Linked DNA regions of Homo sapiens: region 1 is linked to region 2. The links are chromatin loops, found by intact Hi-C in ENCODE. Cell type or tissue: endothelial cell of umbilical vein. All regions are shown on one strand.

What was found. Peaks named below come from ENCODE experiments on the same cell type or tissue, not always from the same donor. Only the 100,000 strongest peaks of a DNase experiment are listed, where the experiment ranks them.
Region 1: a loop joins it to region 2, with 4 times the contacts of the local background. A loop is called at or near these places in 26 of 110 quality-filtered maps.

Annotation. Positions count from the first base shown.
Region 1 is chr4:86,039,480-86,047,479 of GRCh38, forward strand. The region is part of intron 11 of MAPK10 (mitogen-activated protein kinase 10); the gene reads right to left. Among named protein-coding and RNA genes, the nearest start is that of MAPK10-AS1, 76 kb to the right of the region's middle. In endothelial cell of umbilical vein, a CTCF peak has its summit at 4,735 (motif pointing left); a DNase peak (open chromatin) is centred at 4,692; H3K27me3 peaks cover 621 bases.
Region 2 is chr4:85,964,757-85,972,756 of GRCh38, forward strand. It overlaps ARHGAP24 (Rho GTPase activating protein 24), which reads left to right. Exons shown (of 10, transcript NM_001025616.3): 6 at 7,280-7,412. Among named protein-coding and RNA genes, the nearest start is that of MAPK10-AS1, 150 kb to the right of the region's middle. In endothelial cell of umbilical vein, a CTCF peak has its summit at 4,417 (motif pointing left); DNase peaks (open chromatin) are centred at 1,935, 4,405 and 4,865; H3K27ac peaks cover 1,287 bases.

The DNA.
Region 1 (8,000 bases), 75 kb after region 2:
TTGTGGACTGAGCTTCCACACCTTTCCCAGCACTGATCAGGGGCTTATAGCCTTAGACTCAAGGTCTATACAGCAGACTTGGTCTCTGGGCCACTCTACTGCCAGGTCTACCTTAGCAGCCCAGCCTCTGGAACTTCTCCAGCACTGGGCTGTCCCCTATAATCCTGGACATCAGATCCATCCCAGTAACTGACTATTTCCTGCAGACTCAGACTCAAAGCCAATCCCAGAGCCAAGTAGCCCCCTGTGGACCCAAGGATAAGGCCAGCCTCTACAGATGTAGGCAAATATTTGCAGACATAGGCGTCAGGTCTGCCCTTGTGTACCCAGGTTTCAGGCCTATCCATGGGGACTCAATCAATAGGTCCACACTTGTGGATCTAGACTTAGGCCCAACCCTATAGACCCACCCACCTGCTGACCCAGGCACCCAGACACCAAGCCCAGCCAACCTACCTGAGGACTCCAACAGCAGGCCTACCCTTAGACGACACCAAATGGCATGCACAGGTTCTATGGAAAGGCTGACTGATAAAGAGTTTTCCCAGACAAAGCCAGTCTGCAAAGACTGGAATAAGCCCTTACTTCTTCAGATGCACAGACATCAGTGTAAGGAAATAAGAAACATGAAAAGCTGAGGTGACATAAACCACCAAAAAAATACAAAAATCTCCCAGTGGCTGAGTCAAGAGAAGTGGAAATATATAAACTAAGAGACAAAAAAGTCAAAATAATTGTTTTAAGGAAGCTCAACAAACTTCAAAAAAATTACAGGGAAACAATTTCATAAAATCAAGAAAACAATAAATAAAACAAATTTAATAGAGAGATTGAAATTATTTTTCAAAGACAAAGAGAAATCCTATTGCCGAATATAATGAATGAATGAAAAATGCAATAGTAGGATTGATGAAGGAGAAGAAAGAATTTGTAGCCTTGAAGACAAGTTATTTAAAAATATATGGTCAGAAGAGAAAAAATGAAAACAAATAGAGAAAGTTTATGTGATTTATGGGAGAGCATCAAAAGAGCACATTTTTTAGTTCAAGAAGAGAAAGACAAAGGGGTAGGAAGTATGTTTAAGGAAATAATAACAGAAATGTTTTCATATCTTGGGAAAGACATATTCACGTAGAGGAAAGTTAAAGTTCTCTAATCAGATTCAATTCAAACAAGATTACACCAAGATATATCATAATGAAATCAACAAAAATCAAAGACAAAGAAAGGATCCTAAAGGCACCAAGAGAAAAGAAGCAAATAACATTTAAGGGAATGTTCCTATCAAGCTAGCAGATTTTTCGGCAGAAACCTTACAGGCCAGGAGTGTATGGGACAACATAATCAAAATGTTAAAATAAAATAAAAAAACTATCAATTAGGAATACTGTACCCCACAAAGTTGTCCTTCAGAAAAGGAGAGATAAAGTCTTTCCACAACAAAAGTTGAGGGAGTTCACCACCAGACCTGTCTCACAAGAAGATGCTTAAGAGAGTTCTTCAGGCTAAAAGAAAAGCATTCTAATTAGTGACACAAAAACATGTGAAAGTGTAAAACTCACTTACAAAGATAAGTACACAGTCAAACTCACAACACCCTAATACTGTAATGGTGGTATGTAATTCACCTATATCTTTACCATGAAGGTGAAAAGAAAAAAACTACTAAGAATAACAATAGCTACAATAATGTGTTAAGGCATCTACAACCACCTGATCTTCGACAAACCTGACAAAAACAAGCAATGGGGAAAAGATTCCCTATTTAATAAATGATGCTGGGAAAACTGCCTAGCCATATGCAGAAAACTGAAACCAGACTCGTTCCTTACACCTTATACAAAAATTAACTCAAGATCGATTAAAGACTTAAATGTAAAACCCAAAACCATAAAAACCCTAGAAGAAAACCTAGGCAATACCATTCAGGACATAGGCATGGGCAAAGACCTCATTACTAAAACACCAAAAGCAATTGCAACAAAAGAAAAATTGACAATTGGGATCTAATTAAACTAAAGAGCTTCTGCACAGCAAAAGAAACTATCATCAGACTGAACAGGCAACCTACAGAAAGGGAGAAAATTTTTGCAATCTACTCATTTGACAAAGGTCTAATATCCAGAATCTACCAAATTTACAAGAAAAAAACAAACAACCCCATCAAAAAGTGGGCGAAGGACATGAACAGACACTTCTCAAAAGAAGACATTTATGTGGCCAACAAACATGTGAAAAAAAGCTCATCATCACTGGTCATTGGAGAAGTGCAAATCAAAACCACAGTGAGATACCATCTCATGCCAGTTACAATGGTGATTATTAAAAAGGAAACAACAGATGCTGGCGAGGCTGTGGAGAAACAGGAACGCTTTTACACTGTTGCTGGGAGTGTAAATTAGTTCAGCAATTGTGGAAGACAATGTAGTGATTCCTCAAAGATCTAGAACCAGAAATACCATTTGACCCGGCAATCCCATTACTGGGTATATATCCGAAGGATTCTAAATTATTCTGTTCTAAAGACACATGCACACATATGTTTATTGCAGCACTATATACAATAGCAAATACTTGGAACCAACCCAAATGCCCATCAATGATAGACTGGATAAAGAAAATGTGGCACATATACACCTTGGAATACTATGCAGCAATAAAAAAGAATGAGTTCATGTCCTTTGCAGGGATATGGATGAAGCTAGAAGCCATCATCCTCAGCAAACTAACAACTAGCACAGGAACAAAAAACCAAACACTGCGTGTTCTCACTCATAAGTGAGAGTTGAACAATGAGAACACATGGACACAGGGAGGAGAACATCACACACCAGGACCTGTCAGAGGGTTGGGGGCAAGGGAAGGGAGAGCATTAGGACCATACCTAATGCATGCTGGGCTTAAAACCTAGAAGCTGGGTTGATAGGTGCAGCAAACCACCATGGCACATATTTACCTATGTAACAAACCTGCACGTTCTGCACATGTATCCCAGAACTTAAAGTAAAATTTTAAAAAAAAGTGTTAAGGGATACACAATATAAAAATATGTTAATTGTGACATCAAAAATTTTAAATGTGGGAGGAATGGTGGAGTAAAAGTATAGTTTTTTAAAAATGCAAGCAAAAAGTTGTTATCAGCTTAAAGTAGCTTGTTATAACTATAAGATGTTTTTGTAATTCTCATGGTAACCACAAAGTAAAAATTTATGGTAGAGACAAAAAAGATACAAAGTAGGGAATCAAAGCATACCACCAGAGAAAATTATTTTATCAGAAAAAAAAGACAAAAAAAGAGGGGAAGAAATGAACAAAGAACCTACAAAACAACCAGAAAACAATGAGCTAAATGGCAGTATTAAGTCCTTACCTATTAATAATTACCTTGAATGCAAATTGATTAAATTTTCCAGTCACCTTGGATGTGAAGGGGGCTGAGGGAATAGAAAGAAAAGACTCCAAGGTATCTCATTATCCAGATGAAAACCTGGATAGAAAGTAGTGCCATGAATTGGAAGGAGGAAGCATAGATTTGGTGTAGAGAGGAGATATGGCCAGTTTAATATTTAATATGTTGATTTTGCAATGCCAATTTCAATTCCAGTGACTGTTAGATTTATACATCTGGAACTCAGGCCAGCTCTATGGGACGATGTGTAGAATTGAGCCATTTATGATAATTAAAATTAAGGCTGTGGTGGAAGATAAGACTCCCAGAGAGAAAAGAAATAAGGGCTATAAAGAAAAAATTTCTGAGATGCACAATTCTAAGGGAAGAGAGAACAACCCACATTGAGCAATGGAGGCTGCAGGAGAACAGGTGTGCTGCCACCACAGAAATTAACATGCAGGGGTGCAGAAAGGAAGGTGTTGTCAGCTTATTCAAATGGGCAAATACATGAGATACCCATTTTTTTGGACTTGGCACCTAAGAGGCCACTGGTGAATTTAGAGAAAGCAGTGTCAATGTTTAAAAAGTGAACTGGAGTAATTGTGAGTAAACAAGGACTAATGTTTTATAGAGACTTGGCTATAAAGCTATAAGTCATACTTCCATTGCTAAAGGTAGAAGTGTAGTTAAAAATAAAGGTTTGCTTTGATTCTTTGTTCTTTGAAATGAAAGAGACTAGAACATGTTTATTTGTAAGAAGTAATTGCCACTGGAAACTGAAACATAGGACACACACAGAGAAGGAAGAGACCCACATGCAGAAAACAAAGGCTATAAATAAAAGAGTACAGTGTCCTGGGTTTTCCTGGATCTTGTGTAAATGACTCCATCACAGCATTATCATGTTTTCTTCTCAACATCTTCATCATTCTACTACCATTCGTAGAAAGTGGATTTTCATATATTATCTCATTTAGTCTTTGTGACAAACCTCCTATTCCAAGTATGCAACTGAGGCACACAAAGATTTAAAAATCTATGAGTTAGTAGCAGAGGCCATATTTAAACCCAAATCTAACTGAATACAATGTCTGTGTTCTTTGCATTTTTCCACCCCAGGCTTATAGTTCCTACTAATTCAACCTATTGAAATATATTTTAACGTTTTATTAGGCAAACAAAGCAACAGAGAACAGCAGGGAAAAAGGCGACTTTATCTCTAGCTGACGGGGCTCTTGAAATGCTGTTAATCAGGATTCTAGATACAAATTTCCACGTCCACTCAGAGGGGCGAGAATGTGCAATATATTGTGATGCTGCCACCTTGTGGCAAGAAAAAATGAAAACATTAAGAGGTGCTTTGTGTGCATATTTATCATTTTCAATTAAATTGCTCTAGTTTATGGTTCAGCTACGGCTGCACATTGAAATCATCTGGGAGTTTTAAAAATACTGCTGCCTAGATCCCACCTCAGAGATTCTGATTTAATTGTTCTGGGGTGAGGCCTTGGTGTCAGGATATTTTTAAACTTCCCAAATGATTCTAACATGCAGCAAAGATTAAGACCTCTGCTCTAACCACTTATACAGTAGAGAAGCAAGTCTTGTCATTTGCCTAGTTATGTTTCATTTGTATAGACGCAAAAGAAAACATTCTAGAGAAAGTAGGTGATTTTCTCTCAATCTTTAATGGCATCTAGTTCTTGGTAGAATACAATGATTTCTGGACAGATATATCATATACTATGATTTTAAAGAACAGGACAAAGAAATTTGTGAATTGTAATCAAAGTGGACACAAGATTTGTGTCTCATAATCAAATGCAGTCCGTAGACTAAAGTGAGCAGGGAGAATCTCTGAGCCTCATAATGCGTCACAGGTTTTCTGAAAGGAACAATGGAAAGAGCACTGAAGCACCATTGACTCTGGCACTAGTAAGATGAGTGACCTTGAGCAAGTCACTCAGTTTGCAATGAAAGATTTTCATCTACTGCTTTATTCAAGAGAAACTAGTTCCAAATGTTCAACAAATATCATACCAGGTAATTCAACAAAACTTTCTTAAGTACTTGCAATGCGAAAAGCATGGAATTATAATGTGTTATAAATGGAAAGCACTAATGTTGCTTAGAGACATCATAGCATTAGGTGACCAGAGGAACCTTTGAAAGCTAGTAATGCAAATTTTAATTATGATCTGAACTGAGTGTAATTAGAAAGCTTAATTACATAATGCTCCAGTGGTTTGGCAAAGAAGTTGAATTCAGTTTTCTCTATTTTTCATTCTGTTCTGTAGTTTTCTCAGATTTATTTATTAGCTCTACACCATCAAAAAGTGTAATCATGTCTTGAAAATGAAATTTCTCTTTCCTGCTCCTTGGAAATTAAAATTTTCTATGGTTCTTTAACTGAAAAGTTTCAGTAATTGCACCACCAATCACCCAGTGCCTTGGTCAGGAATCTTTCTTTCTTCATTCGTTCATTTAACACATATTTATTAACCCTCTACCATATGATATTACTCATCTTTGAATTCCACCTCCCTTAAATTCCAAATTTAATTATTTACAATTCATGTCAATTATTAGCTTCTAAACATCTCTTGAATATTCTGCCCATGTCTACAGTGATTTAGATTACTACAGATCTATCCTCCTGCCTTCTAGCTCCCTTTTCTCAACTCCAGTCCCACACTGCAGACAGTGGCCCTTTGAAACTTCAAATCTGCTAATGCTATTGCCCCACTTCCTAGTGAATGGCTTCCCTTCACCCTAGGATAGCATGCATGGTACATGACAATGCTTGGGAACTCCTTCCTTATCTGGTCCCTGCTTACCAGCCCAAAATAATTTCTCACCCTTCTCCATTAAGTCACTCAGAAAGCTTAAAGCTTTGCAATTCTCTCCACCCTCTCTTGACCCTGGGATTTTTGCATATACCCTTTCTTCTGCTTGCCTTTCTTCACTTGGATAATTTCTTTTTTAGCCCTTCATGTTCCTGTTTGAAAATTAATCACTCCAAGCAGCCTTCTGTAACCCACATTACTGGGTTATTTTTATGTGTTTCCAATGTACAATAAGCTTAAAATTTGGAATACGTATCATCAACATTTACTTATTTATCTTCTCACTAGACCATGGGACAAAGAATTGAGAATAAAAGACCTAGGAATCCAACTTACAAGGGATGTGAAGGACCTCTTCAAGGAGAACTACAAACCACTGCTCTCTATTTGTCTGTTATTCGTGTATAAGAATGCTTGTGATTTTTGTACATTGATTTTGTATCCTGAGACTTTGCTGAAGTTGCTTATCAGCTTAAGGAGATTTTGGACTGAGATGATGGGGTTTTCTAAATATGCAATCATGTCATCTGCAAACAGGGACAATTTGACTTCCTGTCTTCCTATTTGAATACGCTTTATTTCTTTCTCTTGCCTGACTGCCCTGGCCAGAACTTCCAATACTATGTTGAATAGGAGTGGTGAGAGAGGGCATCCTTGTCTTGTGCTGGTTTTCAAAGGGAATGTTTCCAGCTTCTGCCCATTCAGTATGATATTTGCTATGGGTTTGTCATAAATAGCTGTTATTATTTTGAGATTTTGGGCTGAGACAATGGGGTTTTCTAGATATACAATTGAAAATCTAGAAGAAATGGAAGCACAGTATATAGTACATAGTAGATATCCAACAAGTATGAACCATTGATGAAGAACAATTATTTGCATTCAAAAATCTACGATATATTAACTCGGAAAAATTGGTCAGGTAAAGAGATGAAATAAATTATGACATGTCTGACATTACTCAAATAATTTTTAAAAAGTAGATTCCAGCTTTTGATATACACATATTAGCCACACAATCATGGGCAATGTGCTTAACATCCATTAACATCCTGAGCTTTAGTGTCTTCAATTCTAAACACAGATACATTCATTCAGCAAATATTGATTATATGACTACTAAGGGCCAGACAGTGTTCTAGGTAGTTGGGATACAGCAGTGCCCCAAAGAGTCACTGTCTCTCTTTTTACGCATCTTAAATTCTAGTTGATGAGACAGATAATAAAAAGAGATATATAATGTCAAACAGTGACACATAGAGAAAAAAGATTAAGAGGCTAGAGTGTAACAGAGTACTATTCTATTTTTTCTTTTTAGTTTTTTTCTTTTTGTTTTTGTTTTACTTTTTAAACTATTATTAGTATTATTTTTACAAACACTTGTACCAAGGGCTGACTTTCAATAGATCACAGCAAGGATCCCCTCTGCTACATATGAAACCCTGACCCAGAAGCAGGTCATCTACTTATGTTTTAGTGCCAGGTTACACACGAATGTGTGTTACATGACGGGCAAGGGGGCGGCCGAAGAGTACTATTTTAGAAAGGATGGTCATAAAAGGCTTCTTTGAGAAGGTAACATTTGAGCAGAGATTTGAATGAAGTAAAGGAGGGAGCAATGTGAATATCTGGAGGAAGAATGTCCCAGGCAGAAGGAAATACAATGCAAAGACCCTAAAGGGGGAGCTTGCTTGGTGTGGTAAGGAAACCGCAAGGATGCCATATACTGGTGCAGAGTGGAAAAGGGAAGCCTAAAGGTGATA
Region 2 (8,000 bases):
ATTGCTCAAAGTAATCTCTATCTTACAGCTATACTACAAGGTATTTTATTTTTATTTGTTTATTATTGAGTATCTTATATACGTAAAGAGAGTGATTTGTGTATACGTGTGTGTGTGTGTGTACTCACATGCATGCGCTTGCACATATGGGATGTTGGAGTGAATGTATATTAAACTGTCAAATATTCTTTGTACATGATAAACTAGCATTGAAAGGGAGGAGTCTCTACACACATGCCTCTATACACAGAAGAAATTCTAGAGGGAGGAAAGAAAAGATCAATGTGACAGTTTGGTAAAGCTGGGCACTATATTAGTCTGTTTTCATGCTACTGATAAAGACATACCGGAGACTGCGCAATTCACAAAAGAAAGAGGTTTCATGGAGAACTCACAGTTCCACATGGCTGGGGAAGCCTCACAATCATGGTGGAAGGCAAGGAGGAGCAAGTCACATCTTACATGGATGGCAGCAGGCAAAGAGAGAGCTTGGGCAGGCAGACTCCCCATTTTTAAAACCATCAGATCTCATGAGTCCCATTCACTATCATGAGAACAGCACAGGAAAGACCAGCCCCCATGATTCGATCATCTCACACTGGGTCCCTCCCACAACACGTGGGAATTATGAGAGCTACAAGATGAGATTTGAGTGGGGACACAGAGCCAAATCATATCAGGCACTATGTCCCCACCAACGTTCTTTCCACCACGTCTTCCACTGGGGAATACTGGAAAGACAAATATGTAACTAGTAGGCTCCCATGGATGTTAGAAATGTTCAGATTTAAACTCGTGACCATTACACATTGGAACTCCCTCCTTTCTTTGGAATTCCCTCCTTTGGAATTTTCCACTCCAAATACATGTTCTGTATCAGTGTTTCTCAATATTGGCTGCATGTGAGAATAAAATATCAATGCCAAAGCTTTAACCCAGATCAATTATACCAGAATGTATAAAACCTAGTCAGCAATTATTAGAAAAAGTTTTCAGGTAATTCCAGTGTGCAGCCAAGGTTGTGAATCCTTGTTTTCTATATCACATTGGTTTATCTGAGAGTGTTTCCATAAATTCACATTAACTGAAAGCATGTTTCTGCTTTTGCAATAACATTTCATTACCTGGTACTCTGACAGTTCCATCAACAGTTTTATAGACAAGCTCACCAAAAGTAGACTTGGGGGTTGTTTTAGTCAATTCAAACTGTCATAATAAAATACTGTAGACTGGTAGCTTGAAACAACAGAAACTTCTCATTTCACAGTTCCAGAAATTGGAAATCTAAGATCAGGGTGTTAATATGGTTGTGCTCTGGTGAAGGCTGTCTTTTTGGCTTGCAGATAACTGTCTCTGACTGGATTCTTGGACAAGGGGAGAGAGAAAGAGCAAGCTTTTTAGTGTCTCATTTTATAAAAGCCCTAATCCCATCAGGCCAGGGCCGCACCCTCATGAATTCATCTAACCCTAATTACCTCCCAGAGCCCTATCTCCAAGTACCATTACATTAGGAGTTAGGGCTTTGATGTACGAAGAGGATAGGAGGGATATTCAGACCATAGCAGGATCATGCAGTTCTCTGCCATCAGTAGCTTTAAACCAGGATAATTCTACTGGGACAAGCACTAGTTCAATGTAGTCCAGCACTTAGCCTGGAGGTGAAACAGTCCTTTGGTTTTGTATATAATTCAGTGGTGACATTTATGTAACTGTGCAATAAGCCATGACAGTTTAACCAGATTCTAGTTTCACTGCTGAAAAGTGCATCTGTTTTGACAGATACATAAAAAAATAAGTTTGAACAGAACCAGACTTTTTAAAGAGATGCTGAATTTAGTCTGGAGCTGCTTAGTGTCTTTGGAATTGCTTTTCTGTGTCTTGCTGAACTCAGCAGGCAAAGCAGAGGACTGCTTAAGCAAGACCATTTCGTGGTAGCATTGGTGTTGGAAGTACTGCCAAATGCTTTCAGTCTCATGTACGTTCTCCCTGGAGGCTGATGGATATGACATTATTATTATTTTTTTAATTCTAAGTGAGTTTTAGGTCATCTCATTGTGCTTGTTGCAGATAAGTTCACAATATCTTTAATAACTTCCTGTGTGGGTGCATTGAAAATTCATTCTATTCAGTTAAACCAAGGGATTATACCGTATTCTCTACATAGTATTCAGAGTGAAAAATTCCCATTTCTAATTTTGAGGCTTAAATGTTCCAAGGTTTTGTCTGTGTAATATTATACTTGTAATTATGGTGGCATTTGGATTTATCAGTGTGTGTAAGTATGTTTATGAGGAAAGGAGGAATGGGGATAGAGAATGAGCAAGGAGGGATTCTTGTCACACTCCTTTATCCTTGTTCAGATTAATAAGAGGCCTATGTTGCACCTAGATGATAAGTAGGACAGATAATTTCCAGGAAATATAAAGAACATTCTTCAGTTCACATACCTAGCAGAAACTCAGCAGTTAGAATATACAGAAAGTGTTACGAAGTAGAAGAAAATGAGGCATGGTGTGGAAAAGTGTTGGTGATCAGTTAGAAATATAAACTCAAACGAAGAATAAATGTTGTTCATTTATTTTTCACCTAGCATTTAGCATGAGGCTGTGCACATCATAGGTGTTCAGGAACTACTTGTTGAGTGAATGATTGATCCCAGAATGATCAAAGTAGACCTATCAGAATATAAAATTAAGTCAATCATAGGAAGCCTCATGTAATTCTCCCTTTAAGTTTGTAAAAAAGCAATAACCAGGAGGAAACACGATTCAGACGTAAAGTCCAAGTACAATATAAGAACCAAACTTATATGTTGCTCAGTTAAGGGACATATGCTACAAAGCTCCTCCTGGTCTGATAGCTCTTTCACTCAGATCTTTGGGCCTATCTTGTGCTGCCTTTTTCCTACCACTGGATATAATGTGCTTGATTATGTATCTTACCTTCTGAAAAGACTCTACTACCAGCTGAGTGAAAGGGACTTGAGTCTGTATAATGACTTTACGTTAGCAAATAGTTTTGAACTTCTACCTGTTAAAAGACAGAATTACAACAAATCTAGTTTAGTAGATCTTCATTGGCTTTTTTTGTGATTCTAGAATCTAACAGCAGTTTGGGCCAAAATGGTTCAGAATGTTCCACCCTACCACATGTGCAGGTTATATTTACAGGCAGAGAAAAAGAAGTTACCTACAGAAAACAGAAGCGAGGTACAGAGACAGCCCCATTACATGGCATGCATCTCATACATGGTTTGAACAGCTGCCTGTGATTGGCTGAAACTCAGCTATTTGTTCCTAGTTAGGTTTTCACTTTGTTTTTGGTACTGAGTTAGGTTGCAGTTAGGAGCTTGTAGGGAGGACTCCTTGGGCCAGTTTCAATTTTATTTAACATACCAAAGAGCATGACTCTACAGCATCTCGTATCTCAGTGATTAGCCAAAAAGAATTTTTGTCTGTGCAGTTTCCTGTTAAAGTACCCTAAATGGGGTTAATAGCATAACCTACTCATTGGCCTTCAGTGAGGCCTTGATGTTTGCAGATGTGTTGTTGTTATTAGGTGAAGGATTTTTATTCTCCATTGTACATAGACTTTTGCCACAGTGCAGTCACTTCACTTCACTTTGGTGAAGACTGAAATGTATTTCTCTGAGACAAAGATGGCACTTTCTTTTAGGCACATTGGGCAATTAACACATATTATTGATATCTAATTAATTGGTTAAACATATTGAAGTAAATATTAATTTGGCAAAGTAGTGGATTTTCAATAGGAGATAGAAGGCTAGAGAGTATGATTGACAGGGTTGCTATTTTATAGACTGAACATACAAAGATATTTTTCAGAGAAACGCCAGACTTCCCCATTGCAATAGGTAGCCTGCTGACAATTAGGACATGTGACTGAGAACCTCTTGAGGTGAATCAGAACTGGAAAAATATATTAGATTCTATCCAGAAATGATTATTTTCTTCGGTGAGAAAGGACAAAGCAAAAATGAAAACTCTAGAAAAATGCAGAACTCTCTATCTCTACTGAGTAGCCTAAGTTTAATAAAGCCCCAAAAAGAGAGTCATAAATTTTTAAATCTTAGCCTTTAAGCAAAAAGTTAATAACCTTTGTTAATCAAAAAATATATATATAATTGTTCATTTTTTCTTCATCATTTCTATATAATTAGCTGTGTGCATATATACTATAATGCTAGAAAGCTCTTATAATGTATCACTTCTGGGAAGGAATAAAATAATCATCCCACTCCACCTTTCTTACCTTGATTCATGGCTCAAATATTTCTATTCTTGGAACATTACTGCAGCTTTGGTGCTAAGAAAATTGCTGGTAGAGGAAGAATGATTCTGCGGCCCTTCATCCTTCACAATTTTTACACCATCCCATTGTCTAACTTTGCAATCTCGCCATCTAGTGTTCAAAGTTTCTCAATACCATAGTTTATAAAATGCTTCACTTCATTAAAAGCAAAACAGTAAAGTGCTAAGCAAGTTACCTTAAAAACAGTGTGTTTGGGAATAGTCAATGTAATAAATAGATCATCAATGAAACTTTACAGCAGATTTCTTGTTAAATGTGTTTCTTGTTTATCATTATTGTCTCATTTATTTATTGTATTTATTCATAAATATTTGATAGCTTCTGTTTATATAGTCATGCAAATTATACATAACATACTCTGTATATTGAAATATATACTTATTTATTTTATATTTTATTTTTATATTCTTTTCTTTCTGTACTACCTATGGCTAATTGTCATTGACTCTGAAGGCAAACAAATCTGAGTCATGATGGTAGATTGGGTTAGAGTGGAATCAAAAGGAAATACTTTACTGGAATATTTGACTGCTATGCATATCCTTCCCCAAGCTGTGGTTTTTTTACTACTAATGACTGTCCCTTCATGGGGCAGATATAGCAAGAAAAACACAGAAGGCTTTGATGCACATGAAATACGGTGGTTTGTCAGAAAACAAACAAAAATACTAGTGTCTTCCTTGTCTTACCATTGAGACTATTTTAGGTCTGTCTTTTCAAACAATTTTTTGGAATTTAGTTTTAGGAATTAATGAGGATTGCAGTTTTGAAGATGACCTGGGAACACGATTTTTATTTTCTTTACAAGGTTTTAAGATGACCTCTTCTATAGTGTTTATCAGTTCAGAATTTTAGAAAGAAAAACATATATTTATTTAATTATCAAGAAAATAAAATTAGCTAGTTAAAACAAGCCCTTTCAGATAACTTCCATCATTTTAACATCTATAAAACAGTTGACACTATGCCTGCTCTGAGAGACCCCAATGTCAAAATGGAAAACCTCAGTCCTTACCCTGAAGGAGGTGAAGTCCTATGGTCCATGAGGTTGCTGCCTACAGCTCAGACCTTACCCACTTCCACTCTGGGCTCTGACCTTCTTAGCCTTTGTCAATTCTGCAAGGACAGGAGGCTTCCTCCCACTTGAGGCTGTTTTTCTCCCTTGCTTTGATCAGAAATGCCTTCTGTCCTTACACACCCTTCGGATCTTGGCTCCAACATCATTTTCTCAGAGAAGACCTCCAAACCCTGTCTTGTTATTAGATAGTATGCAATAATTTTCCTTATTTCCACTCACCTTATTTTGTAATCACATACTTGTCTTATTATCAGCTTAGTATCTGCAGCCTTGACTAGGGTACAAGTAGTGAGCAGGCTAGAATAATGCCTCTTTTATTTAAACCCCTGAGGTCCTAGCCCAGGGGTTTCTATAATACCCATTAGGAGTAGATGTGCAGTAAATATTTGATGGAATCAGCCCATGGGCCCAAAATTGAGAGCTGAGAAGCCCATTGTCTCAGCTCATATAATTTCATACAGTTGGCTCTGCTTCCATGCCACCGCTGGGATAAGAGAATATTCACTGAGGCAGGAAACCCCAGTGCCTGCCTCCCAACTTCTCAGAGCACACCTCTCTGGGGACATGTCATTTCCTGCAGCACAGCTTGGGAGTGAGGTAAAGAATTCCCTGAGTTGTTCACTACTACTCTTCCCGGTTCCAGGAATCAACTCTCCTTTCAGACTTTTGCTTATTCTCCCCTGAAATACAAAAACAAAACAACTTCCCACACACAAATTAAAACTCTATTCTTGCTGTCTTTACTATCATCCATCTTCATGGATTAACAGGAAATATAAGATACAGAAGACAAAATATAAATTAATATTTTAGTAAGTTATCTTGCCACTCACACTCAGAAGAGGATACAAATAAATTATTCAAGTTATGTAAAGGACGTTAAGTTTTCATTGTTTATTTTTATAGCATTTCTCTTCTTTTCTAGAACATTCTAAGGATTCCCAGCCATCTTAGAATATTAGACAAGCAATTATGCTTAGAATCAATTATTTTCAAAATGAGCTCTGTTAAAAATTTATAGCATGTCACGCTAAGCTTCGAGTATCTATAGGCAAACACCAACACCTTCTCAAAAATGAGTCCAACATTTTGAGAGATGAGCGAGAATTTAGTAATTCATTTTGATATTGAATACACACATATACCCATCTATAGATTTGGTATTTTTTTGTAAATTTTATTACAGTATATTTTATTTAAGATCTAATATATTCTCATTGTTTTCTTAAGTTAACACCTTTGCTTACCATCAAATACACATAAAGAAAAATGCTTGAATGTTCAAATCACACTGAGGGTTCTTTAATTTTTTTTATTTTTATGGGTACATAGTCGGTGTATATATTTATGGGTTACGTGAGATATTGTGGTACAGGCCTACAGTCTGTAATAATCACATCAGGGTAAGTGGGCTATGCATCATCTCAAGCAGTCATTTCTTTGTGTTATAAGCATTCCAATTATACTGTTTTAGTTATTTTTAAATGTGCAATAAATTATTGTTGACTGTAGTCACCCTGTTGTGCTATCAAATACTAGATCTTATACATTCTACCTTACTATATTTTGTATTCGTTAACTATCCCCACTCCCACCCCACCCACGGACACATACACTTATCCCTCCCAACCTCTGGTAGCCATCATTCCACTCTCACACTGAGGATTCTATAGATCCTTCTAGGCCTTCTTCTCCCCACCTGTGGTGGCATCTAATAGGCATCACATAAATGAGTGCTCTCTGAAAACTGGGTTGATTCATTCAATTGCCAACTTGGATAGAATTCTGACTCCTGGGCTCTTGAAAAACAATAAATAGAATGGTATGAAGTTTACTCCAAAGAATATCTTCACACTTCTGTCTCCACAGCAACACAGATGTACACACGGTGGCATCACTTCTTAAGCTGTACCTCCGAGAACTTCCAGAACCAGTTATTCCTTATGCGAAGTATGAAGATTTTTTGTCATGTGCCAAACTGCTCAGCAAGGAAGAGGAAGCAGTAAGTTGATGCATTTATTTCCAAATAAGCTTTTGTTTGGAATTTTTTTCTGTGTTCTTAGTCTTAAATCTGTAAATTTCCATTGCCCTATCCCGGTGTTACTCTCCACTATCCTTTGAATTGACCTCACACACACTGAGACTTTCCGTATACAGCTCAAGCACCATTTCCGATCCCCTCTCTGATCAAAAAAAAAGAATATGGCTGAATAAATTAAATCAGCACGACTTGCCGCTTTCTTTCCCTAAATGATAAATGCAGTGCTATGTCAGGCCACACATCACACAAAAGAAGTGACTGCTGTGTCTCATAATCTTTTAATCGTGTGGACCCAAACCACTTCAAATAGTGGCTTCTATACAAAATCCTACCTACTGCTATTTCTTTAAACAGCTTTGTTAAGGTATAATTTTTATACAATACAATCGCCCATTTAAAATGTATGATTCAGTGTTTTTTAGTATATTCTCAGAGTTGTGCAACTCTGAGATATTCGATTATCACCAAAATCTAATTTTAGAATATTTACAATATTTTTATTGCCTCAAAATAAACCCCATACCCTCTCTTAATTCTCCTTTTTCCCCA